Linked DNA regions of Homo sapiens: region 1 is linked to region 2. A link is a contact called in ENCODE Hi-C data. All regions are on one chromosome and are shown on one strand. Each heading gives the region's core, a stretch centred on a gene start or an enhancer-like site at or near the end of the contact. The rest is flanking DNA. Distances are from core to core; before and after follow the strand shown. Region 1 has its middle 140 kb from the start of LINC02104. Region 2 has its middle 35 kb from the start of DAB2.

The links. Hi-C counts contacts between places; a loop is a spot of excess contacts on that map. Pooled maps may share reads with other maps.
Region 1: a map with no recorded cell type shows a loop between it and region 2 (12-fold over the local background). The contact joins two enhancer-like sites. A Hi-C loop is called at or near these places in 3 of 37 single-sample maps with no recorded cell type and 3 of 50 pooled maps.

The regions. Positions count from the first base shown.
Region 1 is chr5:39,658,444-39,664,017 of GRCh38, forward strand. No RefSeq gene overlaps it. Among named protein-coding and RNA genes, the nearest start is that of LINC02104, 140 kb to the left of the region's middle. Within about 2 kb of position 2,733, at least 2 of the 41 ENCODE cell types and tissues checked have a DNase peak (open chromatin) inside an H3K27ac peak, as active enhancers do.
Region 2 is chr5:39,457,179-39,463,340 of GRCh38, forward strand. No RefSeq gene overlaps it. Among named protein-coding and RNA genes, the nearest start is that of DAB2, 35 kb to the left of the region's middle. Within about 2 kb of position 3,958, at least 5 of the 41 ENCODE cell types and tissues checked have a DNase peak (open chromatin) inside an H3K27ac peak, as active enhancers do.

The DNA.
Region 1 (5,574 bases), core at 1,483-3,982, 200 kb after region 2:
AAATTTTAAAATGTCTGCATAGCAAAGGGAACAACTGATGAGTGAAATGCAACCTGCAGAATGGGAAAAAATATGTCCAGGCTTTGTATCAGGTAAGGGGTGAACATCCAGTGTACATAAGGAAGTCCTACAATTCATGAAAAAGAACCAAAATAACCCAATTTTTAAAAAAGCAAAGGGCTCAAATAGTTTTCTTAAGAATACACACAAATGGGTAACAAGCATGTGAAAAAATGTTCGATGTCACTGCTCATGAAGGAAATGCTAATCAAAACCACAATTAGATATCACCTCACATAACCTCACACCATTTTAGGGTGGCCACTAAAAGCAAAAACAAAAGAAAACAAAACAACAACAAAATCCCAAACCACAGAAAATAACAAGTGTTGGTGATGATGTGGAGAAATTAGAACACGTGTACACTCTTGTTGGCATTGTAAAATCGTATGCCTGCTGTAGAAAACAGTAAAGTTATTCCTCAAAACATTCAAAATCAAACTACCATATGATCCAGAAATCTCACTTCTGGGTATATATCTAAAAGAATTGAAAACAGGATCTTGAAGAGATACTTGCATAGCCATATTTATCGCATTATTCACAATAGCCAAGATGTGGAAACAGCCCAAATGTTCCTTGACAGATGAATGAAAAAATGTGCTATATACATACAGTGTAATGTTTAGTTTTAAAAGAAGAGGAACAGCAGGGTGTGGTGGCTCATGCCTGTAATCCCAGCGCTTTGGGAGGCTGAGGTGGGTGGATTACCTGAGGTCAACAGTTCCAGACCAGCTTGGCCAACATGGTGAAACCCCGTCTCTACTAAAAATACAAAAATTAGCCAGGTGTGGTGGCGGGCACCTTTAATCCCAGCTACTCAGGAGGCTGAGGAAGGAGAATCACTTGAACTTGGGAGGTGGAGGTTGCAGTGGGCCAAGATCATGCCACTGCACTCCAGCCTGGGCGACAAAAGTGAAACTCCATCTCAAAAATAAGATAAAATAGAATGAAATAAAATGAAAGGAAATCCTGTTATATGCAACAATATGGATGAACCTTGAGGACATTATGCTAAGTGAAATAAGCCAGTCACAAAATGACAAATATTGTATGATTCCACAAAGACGAGGTATCTAAAGTAATCTTACTGATAGAAACAGAAAGTACAATGGGGCTGGCGGGGGAGGAGAAAACAGAGAGTTGTTCAATGGATGTAGAGTTTCAGTCATGAAAGAGGAAAAACGTTTTAGAGATCAGTTGTACAGCAATGTATTTATAGTTAATCATACTGCACTGTACACTTAAAAACTGTTAAGAGGATACATTTTGTTATGTGTTTTTTATCACAATAAAAATACCATACCACCTAATAAAAGCTATTAGGATAAGCCAAGACAGCGTGTATGGCACCGGAAAAATTAGTTTCTCTATGAAGTACGTGCTCATGTGGAGATCTAGCAACCGAGAGAAACACAAAACAAAATGAAGTTACACAATCTAAGCCTTTAAAACTCAGTTACTATGACTATGATGCTTATAATGGAAGCAAAATGGGTAATTCAAGCCTTCGTGTAAGAAAAATTAAATGTTTCTTTGCTGGGGAAGTGCATTTAAGTGTTCTTTTCTTTAAGTTCAAAGTCTGCCCATCATAGTTATTTGAGTTGTTAAAGGAACTCTTCTGGAAAAAAAAGCATTTAATAAGAGTCAGGATTATAATACTCATTATAATCCTGCTCAGTCCTGGCAGGTTCTGATCTAAATACCAAGTCCAAGCTCCCACACAGCCAATTAGGAAAGCTTTTCTCAATATCCAAAGAGAGGTGCCAAAGAGATTAAGTGTGAGATGCCACTGACAGCTTCTTCCCATAAGAAGACATTATTTTGACAACATTAAAGATTCTTAGTGGGTTTATTTTAAAGTTGCTGAATCGTCTTGGTGTAGTAGGATGTCTACATCCTAGAAAGTGTTATCAAAATTGAAAACGAGTAATGTAAATTTTTAAAATTAATTTTTACATGAAAATTTTGTACATTTATATTGAATATAATGTGAAAATATGGTAGTGTAAAATATAAAATATGGAAAATATGGCTCAATGTCTGATTTATCTAAATAGTTGTAAGAAAATGTGTTTAGAAAAATACGTAGTGACAGTCAATTCAGATATCACCTTTGGTAAAAATGAAATATTTTGAGTGTGATAAAAATGAAAGGAAGTAACAAAAATAAAACAGAGGTAAAATTAAAAAGGCTAAAATGCACAGATTACATGTATCTGAAATTAGGTATGTTATCTTCCATTTCCATAATATTAAAAAGAATCTCTTCTGCAGCAATTATTTAAAAATCTGTGGAAAACGTTGTGTTAAAAAATATTCGCATTGGAAGCCTGAGAGACTGTCTGCTAGATTATTTTTTATATGACTGTATCATCATTGGATTTTCAGTTTATCTTCTCTTTTGGCCTATTAGTTCTGACAAAGACTCTCTTCTTAGTCAGACTTTAGGTAGGTCTAAAAGCTCTGAGCTTTTCAACTTGGCCTTGACCTTGACCCTTGTCCTGTCTTTGGTTTACCTAGTAAGTTTTAGGAAGAATCCTGCTAAGTTTGTTTATTAAGTCTCCCTACCCTTGATATCTAATCACCCTTTTTCATCCCCTACTCTTGATGTCTAAGTCCTTGGCCTGTCTTTAGCAATAATCTTATTTGGTGTGTTTAGCAAGAATACCTCTACTCCTGATGTCTTAGTTATTTACCCTCAGGAAATTTCTCTCCACTGACCCCCTCACATTAGTCATTGGCTGTATTCCAGTGACTCCACTTGTTCTTGTTGTATTTGGTAATCCCAATCTCTCTCATCTATTGCAATAGCCCCATGCAATAGTCTTGAATAAATTCTTCCTTAGTCTTTTAAAAGTGTTAGAATAAATGTTTCTACTACCTTTGTTACCTTAACACCAGGGGTTTGGTGGTCCTGCTGCTGGCCCCACAGAAAGCCAACCACTGAGACAATGAGCATTGCTAGGGAAGAAGGGTTTAATCAGTGCTGCAGCCAAGGAGATGGGAGATCAGTGGCAAATCTATCTCCCTGACCTGCTAAAATTAGGGTTTGTGTAACAGGGAAGAAATGTAACTATGTGTGGGAAAACCAAAACTGGGGCATGGTAAGGAAGCAATCATGATGAATGAGGGTTCTGGCATCTCATTGTCTGGATGCAGTGATCTGGTGAGTTTCAGTTCTTTGATCATTTTTGAGAGGCCTGAGGGTAATTTCCTGAGGAAGGAACTCATGAAACAAATGTAAGTTTCAAGCTTTAAGACCAGAAGGGTTACTTTCTCTGTTTCTTCAAACAACAGCAACAACAACAACAACAAAACTGTCTATGGGACAACTGGGCCGGTTTCACCTTTATAAAAATTATTAATTCTTGTTGAGTGTCCCTCGTATCTTTTCTGTCTGTACCATTTTATTTCCTGAATTTGAATTCTAAGAAGAAAAGCATCTTTACTTCTTACTCCTTTCAGCATAATGCCTTGCTGAAGCTCTTGGTTTATATGTTATGTTTTATAGCTAAATACAACATACTCTGGGCAGAAAGCTAATACAAGTGAGATTAAGTATTATAAAGAAGATAAGTATCTTTTAAAAATATCTAATAAATACAAGAAAAGTAGAAATGGGTGTCAATAGTTAAAATATAAAGCAGTTAATTTTAGAATAGACAAGGACTAATTTTAACAAAGGGATAAAGTAATCTACAAAACTCATTAACTCAATGCCTGGTAGTGCTCTCAAATAATTTTTAAAAAATGTTATTTATTTATTTTTATTTTTTAAAGACAGAGTCTTGCTCTGTCACCCAAGCTGGAATGCAGGTATGCAATCAGAGCCCATTGCAGCCTTGAACTCCTGGGCTCAGGAGATCCTCCCACCTCCATCTCCCAAGTAGCTAGGACTACAGGCATGCACCATCACATCTGGCTTTAAAAAAAATTTTGTAGAGATGAGGTCTGCTACGTTGCCCAAACTCATTTCAAACTCTTGGCTTCAAGCAATCCTCTGGACTTGGACTCCCAAAGTGCTGGGACTATAGGTGTAAGCCACTGCACTTGATCAAATAATCTTTAGATCAGGGTTAGCAAAATATGTTCTGCAGTCCAAATCTGGTCTATTGTTTCTTTTTGTAAATAAAGTTTTATCGGAACACAGCCATGCCCGTTTGTTTATGTATTGTCTGTAGCTGCTTTAATACAGCAATGCCAGAGTTGAGTGGTTGCAGCGAAGACTGTATAATATGCTGAAAATACTTACTATCTGATACTTACAGAAAAAGGTCTGTTTCAAATATTTATGCTTTTTCTTCTTTTATGATCAGTATTAGCTCAACTCTTATTATTCCAAAACAGTTGCCCAACAGAAGCCCTTAATGTTATATAAAATTAGGCAAAATAATATTTATGAACTGATAGTGAATTATATTGCTGTTTACTACAGGTACTGAGTAATGTGATATACAGGCTCAAATGAACTCTACAAAACTTCCTGGGATTTAAGGCGGCAAATGTCTGTAAAAATGCAAAATACAGACAAATTATGATCTATCTTTGTGAAGCTAAATAATTTAGAGAAATTACCTGTGTGACTTGTTTCATAATCACTGTTAAACATAATGATTGCAACCTAGGACAGCAAACTTTCAAAAATAACAGCCAATGAGTCCGTTTTGAATTCTTATTGATTTTCTAGGTAAGTGATTATGTAATAAATGCCCTGATTACTTGCCAATGTCGGCTTCATTTAGTATTCAAATACAAAATATTAGTTGAGCCACTAATGCAGTGTATATACTTCATAGGCTTGAACATGACTGGGACTTAACCCATCATAACATTTGACCATCTAAACTATGCCTTTTTTGACTGAGCATTATAAGTTTTATATTCCCATTCTTTATATATCTTTCTGTTCTTTATATTTCTACAACCTCATGTCTAAACTCTGTACATGGGCCATGTGATCAAATAACAATACTATGTTATATGAATAAATTACTATAGCTTATATGAAGCATGTGAATAGTATTTGATCCTTTCAACAATTTCTTGCAATGGGCAGAGTGGATATCCTCAATTTCCCTATGAAGAAATTACAGCAGAGGTGGGGAATGGTTTGTCTCCAGTTAGACAATAAAATCATAACAAAAGTAGGTCTTTTGATTCTAAATGCAGGGCTCGAGTCTTTGAAGCTGCAGTTTTCCTAGACAGAGAATTAGGTTATTTTAAATGTGTGAAATGTCATGATATATAATCATTATGCTTATTACTATTATTGTTCTTCATAATGCAGCAGTTTGGTTTTCACATTGTAAATGCAGGCTAAAATTTAGATGCTGAAAGAATCATAATTCATAATTACGTTAAAAATGTCTGTGTAGCATATAACTATGATTTAATCAGGTACCATACTTGATTTTCAAGGAACTTGCTTTGGGTTTCTTTGAAAGGACCAGTGAGTTGGATAAGATTATTATACGAATTCATTTGTATATTATTTTACTATCTCCATAAAGG
Region 2 (6,162 bases), core at 2,708-5,207:
TAATGATCAGTTCTTGTCCGGGTAGGGACATAGTAAATGGAAGACAAGTTGTTAAAACTTTGTAATATTCAAGGTCAATTGATATTTGTATATTCATTTCAGACAGTGTGTCAAATATGACTGATTTCCTGGAAAATTTATGTCTCCTAAGGAAAAGAGTTTCTAATTAGCATCTGTTTCACTTAGACCATGTAAATGGCGAAAACCATTCAGGCAATCTGTCATACATCCTAAATTATATGAAAAGCTGTCTACATTAATCAAATAAATTGTGTAGCATTAGCCTTTGGGTTCTCAGACTATTTTTCAGCAAACACACATGCCCCACAATGCTTCTACTTCTTCTTTTAAAAGTCTATTTTTTAAAAAAATGTGGTATGTCTAATGACTTTTCCCCCTTCAAAACCCTGTGTGTGGGAGAATAACTGATGGCTTATAATGAATTGTTTCAAATTTGACTCTCTTCATAGGCAATGTTATCTAAGCCACAGGTCTAAAAACCACTTATATGCCAGCAATTCCTAAATTTATATCTCTAGCTCTAACCTCTCCTCTGAACTCCAGACTCATATACACGCTACCTCTTATATATCTCTACCAGGAGGTCTGAGAGGCGTTTCAACCTAACAGGTCCAAAACAGGGCTCTTCTTTCCCATCAACCTGCTGCCTCTTCATTCTTCCCTCTCAGTTGATGTCATCATCCACTTGGTTGTTCAGATGAAAATTTAGGATTCATCCTTAGTTCTTCTCTTTCATCCTTGACATTGACACCACTGGGTAAGTTGGGCCAATTCTATCTACAAAATTCTTTGTGAATCAGTTCACTTTTCTCCATCTCCTTGTTACTACCCTGAACTATCTTCTCTCCTAACATTTAACCCATTATCCAGAAAGAAGCCAGATTAATTGTTAAAAAAAAAAAAAAATCAAAATCATGGCCCGGCACAGTGGCTCATGTGCGTAATCCCAGCACTTTGGGATGCAGAGGAGGGTGGATCAGGAAGTCAAGAGATCGAGACCATCCTGGCCAAAGTGGTAAAACCCTGCCTCTACTAAAAATACAACAATTAGCTGGGTGTGGTGGCGTGCACCTGTAGTCCCAGCTACTCGGGAGGCTGAGGCAGAAGAATTGCTTGAACCCAGGACAGAGGTTGCAGTGAGCCAAGATTGTGCCACTGCACTCCGGCCTGGTGACAGAGCAAGACTCTGTCTCAAAAATAAATAAATAAATAAATAAATAAATAAATAAATAATCCAAATCAAAGTACATCCATTTCCCTCATGCTTGGAATAGGAATCTATGTGATCCTATACCATCTACCACTCTAATTATTCTCCTATTCGGCTCTAACTATTCTCCCCTTCTCATATGGTGACACAGCCACACTGGCTTGCCTTATGCTCCTTGAAGAGTTCAGGTTTATTCTTCCTTTATGAATTTCACTTTCATCAGCTGGGACTATCCTCCTTCTTGAGACTCGCATGTCTGGATTCTTTTCATTCTCTAGTTCTTATTTTACATTTCACTTCCTCAGCTAACCCTTTCTTGATTCCTTGTCTCAGTCAGGGTCCACCCAGGAAAATGCAATAATGCTTAAGTGTTTAAAACACAGGAAATATAATACATAGTATTGGTTATCAACATGGTTGAAGAGCTAAGAAGCCAAACAGGGGGTGGTAAAACAACCAAGAGATTAATAAAAGCAGAAAGTCACTACCAATCCTAGTCCAGAGGGACAAAAAGTGGAGGTGAGTTTACTGGAGTTCAGGGACCACAGCAGAAGCTAGAATTACATCAAACACATCTGGTGAGAGCCAGGGGGTGTATGCAGCCCTGCTGAAGATGCCGTCTAAGGCAGAGAGAGAGGGCAGAAGTACTCTAGCTTTTCCCTTCTACCAGTACTCCATTCTCGTATCAGTGGTTCCTTTATTAAATCCAGCCTTAAATCAGCTAACACAGGAGACAGCGAAATGCCTGCGGGGGTCAGCCCCACCACAGTACAGAGCAGAGCAAGACATGGGAGAGAAATTAGTTGGAATGGAATCAGGCCAAGGATGGGAATATTGCCCAACTTAGTAGCCCTTCTTGCTCAAACACATCTTATCCCATCATTCCATTTACATCACAGCATACATCATCACTGCATAGTTTCTTGTTTGTTTATTTTTTATCTTTGTCTCAAGGTCATGTCCAACACAGCACCTGGCATATTTTATGTGCTCAATAAATAATTGTCAAATGAATACAATGGGAGAAATTTTTTATCTATAAAATCACATCAGAAAAGATGTATAAAGTATTCATTTAATAATCCCTTCCATGTTTGTGTACATTGTAACTAGAAATACAAGCTGGGTTATTCATGAGATCAATAGTAACACATTTCTTATGGGGACCTTAGAAGTTAGGTTGGATCATGGGGTTGGGATGGGGAGAAGTGCCTACTGCTATATTTTTTTTCTGAAGAGATGACTGTAATACTTTTAAAATAAATACCTGATTCAGTCTCACAATTGTGTTTTTGCTTCCTTAGTCAACATTCATCTTTAAGAATAACTTTACTGAAACAGGATAACATGTTTTTTAAAAATTGTAGAATGCTTTTGGTCACAAGTAAATGTTTCCAAAATCAAGGAATGCTAGAAAAGATTTAATTCCTAAAGATTTAAATTAAGAATTTAAAATTAATAAAAAATTAAACATTAAATTTCAGAATTTCTCATTTTCCTTCAAGTCATCAACTTCCCTTAGTAGTAATAAGTTCATTGAGTTCATGCTGTTTATAACACAGTTAGCATAAAGATCTCAGAGCTGTAGATGCAGTTTAACATACCATTCTCTTGTTTTTCATTGAGAAACATGAGATTGAGGAATACCAAGAGGTTTCTCTCAGGATTATAACACCAGAGGACCAAAGGATCCTTAACAAGATAATCAAATCCACTCCCTTTGCCTCCAAGGTATGCAATGAATTATCAAGCTAAAGCAGGATTACATGTAAATCCACATTTGCTGAGAGCTCTTGGGGAAGAAGATTGTAATGACCCCATTTTAATAGCATTTACTGTTCATAAATGTTTCCTGATATTTATGCCACATCCTTCACACTACAATTTAAGCCTATTGAGCTCACTCCTTCCTGACCTCCCATAATATGCTCAATTTTGTGTTGCCCTTTAGTTTTTTCATATACGAAAGTTCTGTCTTTATAACAAGATCATCTATAAGAATTACATGGCTTTACATTGTTTCAGTTCTTCCTGGAGTACAGGTTGAGAGACTTCTCAACTAACTGATGGACACCTTTTATAAATTTAGAAGTTTTGCAAGAACATAGCCACAAAAGTAGTTAAGAATATCAGATTTTATTCCACTTTGAACCTTCAAGTTTGTCAATTGCATGGGTTGCTAAAAGACTTCTGTAGTTTCCTAATTCTTAGCAAGATTTTTTTCCCCACATAGTTAGAAGGGTTAAGCCTACGTGATAACAGTACTCTTTCATGTTGATATTGCCTTTCATACAGATGCATATAAGTAAATATGGACAGAAATATTCAAATAACTAGTCAAATGATAATAATAAAAATCTAAATGTTAGAATCTATTTTGGAGACTTTTAATTAGCTAGTTATTGATGTACATGTGTAATGTACATGATATTAGTACATAAAGAGATTAAACAATAATCATAATAGGCCAATATTTATTGAGTTATTGTTACATTCCAAGCCCTCTTCTAACTCTCTTTATATATAAAAACTTAGTTAGGCTTCATGACAATTCTGGGTTGCTACTATTAATATCTCATTCTAAAGAAAAAGGAAAGCTGATACACAGAAATGTAAATTGTCCAAGAGCATGCAGTTGGTAGGTTGCAACTGATGTTCATATCTAAGAACCTGTGCCCCTAACCACTAAACTCCGGCTTCTGTGGTGAGAGGACTTTAATATTTAATAGGAGGTGTCCAGGAAGTGGCACATGATGGTTCTGGTTTCAGTTCTCACTACAAGAAGAAGTGACTTGCTTGCCACAGCAGACAGAAGACCGCTGTTCTCTCAGAGGAAACGCAGCTGCCAGGGAGAAGGCACATATAGACACAGTAAAGCTATGGTCAGCATTTGAGGGGGCTACTGGAGGGAAGCAGAACTTTATGAAGAACTCAATCTATAAAAGTGAGGCTTTGAGCTAGTAGTGGCATGAGCAGTGACCTAGACTTAGAAATAAGGACCCTGAAGTAAGATATGGACATTCCAGCCCAACTAGGCATCATAGTATGTCAATCATCCTGCCCACATTAGAAGAGCACCAGACAGGATCAGATCTGTTTCCATAGGTCGTAGCCACACAGATAAAGTGTTATGACTAGTTGCTTAGTAGAACACACTGATGGTTTCTTGTAAATCATTGTTTATAACTAGAAAGATAAATTGCATACAATTCTTATTTGAGAGTGTGGATGGAATTATTGTTAGTAAAACCCTTTCATCATCGTCTGAAAGTTCCTAGTCAAAAGAATCCTGCTATGTTTTGATAAATATGAGTTTTTGGATAAAAGAATAGGGTGAACACATACTCTGACTTCAAAGTTCTTTAATGTTTATAAAATTTAGGTGCTACCTGCTGCAAATATATATATGTATGCATATATATGTGTATATATATATATATATATAATCATCTAATGCCATATTTCTCAGCTGATAAATACACATGTACATATACAAATACATATATTTGCATACATAATCTTCTAATACATTATCCTCTCCTGTTCCAGTCTCCTCAATTGATTGTCAAAATCTCCCCATGTTCCTGCCCTACGATACTGAAAGAACATTATTTTCCAATTTTATATTACTTTCTGCAGACACAAAATCATGCCATGTCCCTTCTTACCTCCAAGCTTGTTGTTCTTGTTGCTTCTGCTGGGAACGACCTTTCTAGATAAATCTAAATCCAGTCAATTACTCTTCAAGGCCCAAATCAAGTGCAGTTTCCTCAGATATTCTCCACCCAACCCTGATTATTACCATCTCCATCCTCCCTTGGTACTTCCTGCTCGAGACACTTTGGCAGTCAATCACATGCTGCCCTGAACATTGCCATGTTTCATGTGTGCATACATTGCCTGACAAATCATTTGTATATTTCTTGGGGCTAGGAACTGACTCTTAAACTTTTTGCCTTTGCACAACTTCTAGGATAATGTCAGACGTTCAGCTGACTCTCAATGCATAGCTGTTTGCAACAAAATGACTTGAAAGCACGTAATTGTTTTACTTCAGACTTACTGACGTCAATAACTACGTTATTTTTGAAGGACATTTTTTCCCCTTAGGTCCAGAAAGACCTGTAGGGCACACTGTACATCACAGTCCGGGCTCCCTCTAAATCCACTGCATGTTCAGTGACAGGAATTGAGTGTATCCTCTTGTCTCCACATGCTTTTTAATCCGGGTAATTTATATATTTCTACCGTTGGACAAAAAGCCATTTCATTGGAAGGAAAATGTCCTATTATTATAGAGGCACACAATTATTTGAGTTTAAACACATTTTGATGATAGTCCGCCAAAGGAATTTTCTCACATGGAGGTGATGCCTATGTCAGTTTAAGTCCTCTGTGTCCAGAAATTGCTACAATTCAGCTTTATTGGCATTGGCATTTAGGCAGGCAGCTGTTGAATGGACTAATGAGACATGGTGAACATAAAATATATGGTTTACTTAATGGGTTAAACTCAATAATCACACAGCATAAGAATATATCTCAGCCTCAATCATTCCAATGTATCTTAAAAACTGTAATACTTGTGGATCCATCCACTGTGAAATTACCTAAAATCTCCAACTTAGTGCTTTTCATCTTGACTACCTCCTGGAATGATGGCTTCAATAACATTAATAGCACTAGCAGTTAGCATTTAGCAAGTACTTCTTATATGCCTGTAATTATCTCCATTAATCTTCACCACAAACCTGTGAGAGATGAGGAAATTGACGCCTAACGAGATTAAGTGTCTCAGTCAAGGTCAAGAGTACAGTTAGTAAGTGGTAGAACCAGGGTTTAGTGCTCTCTGCCTCCTCAAGTCAGGCTAGTCTAAACTCTCCCTATGCTCAGCATCAGCATCACCTGGCAGCTTGTTAGAGACCCTGAGT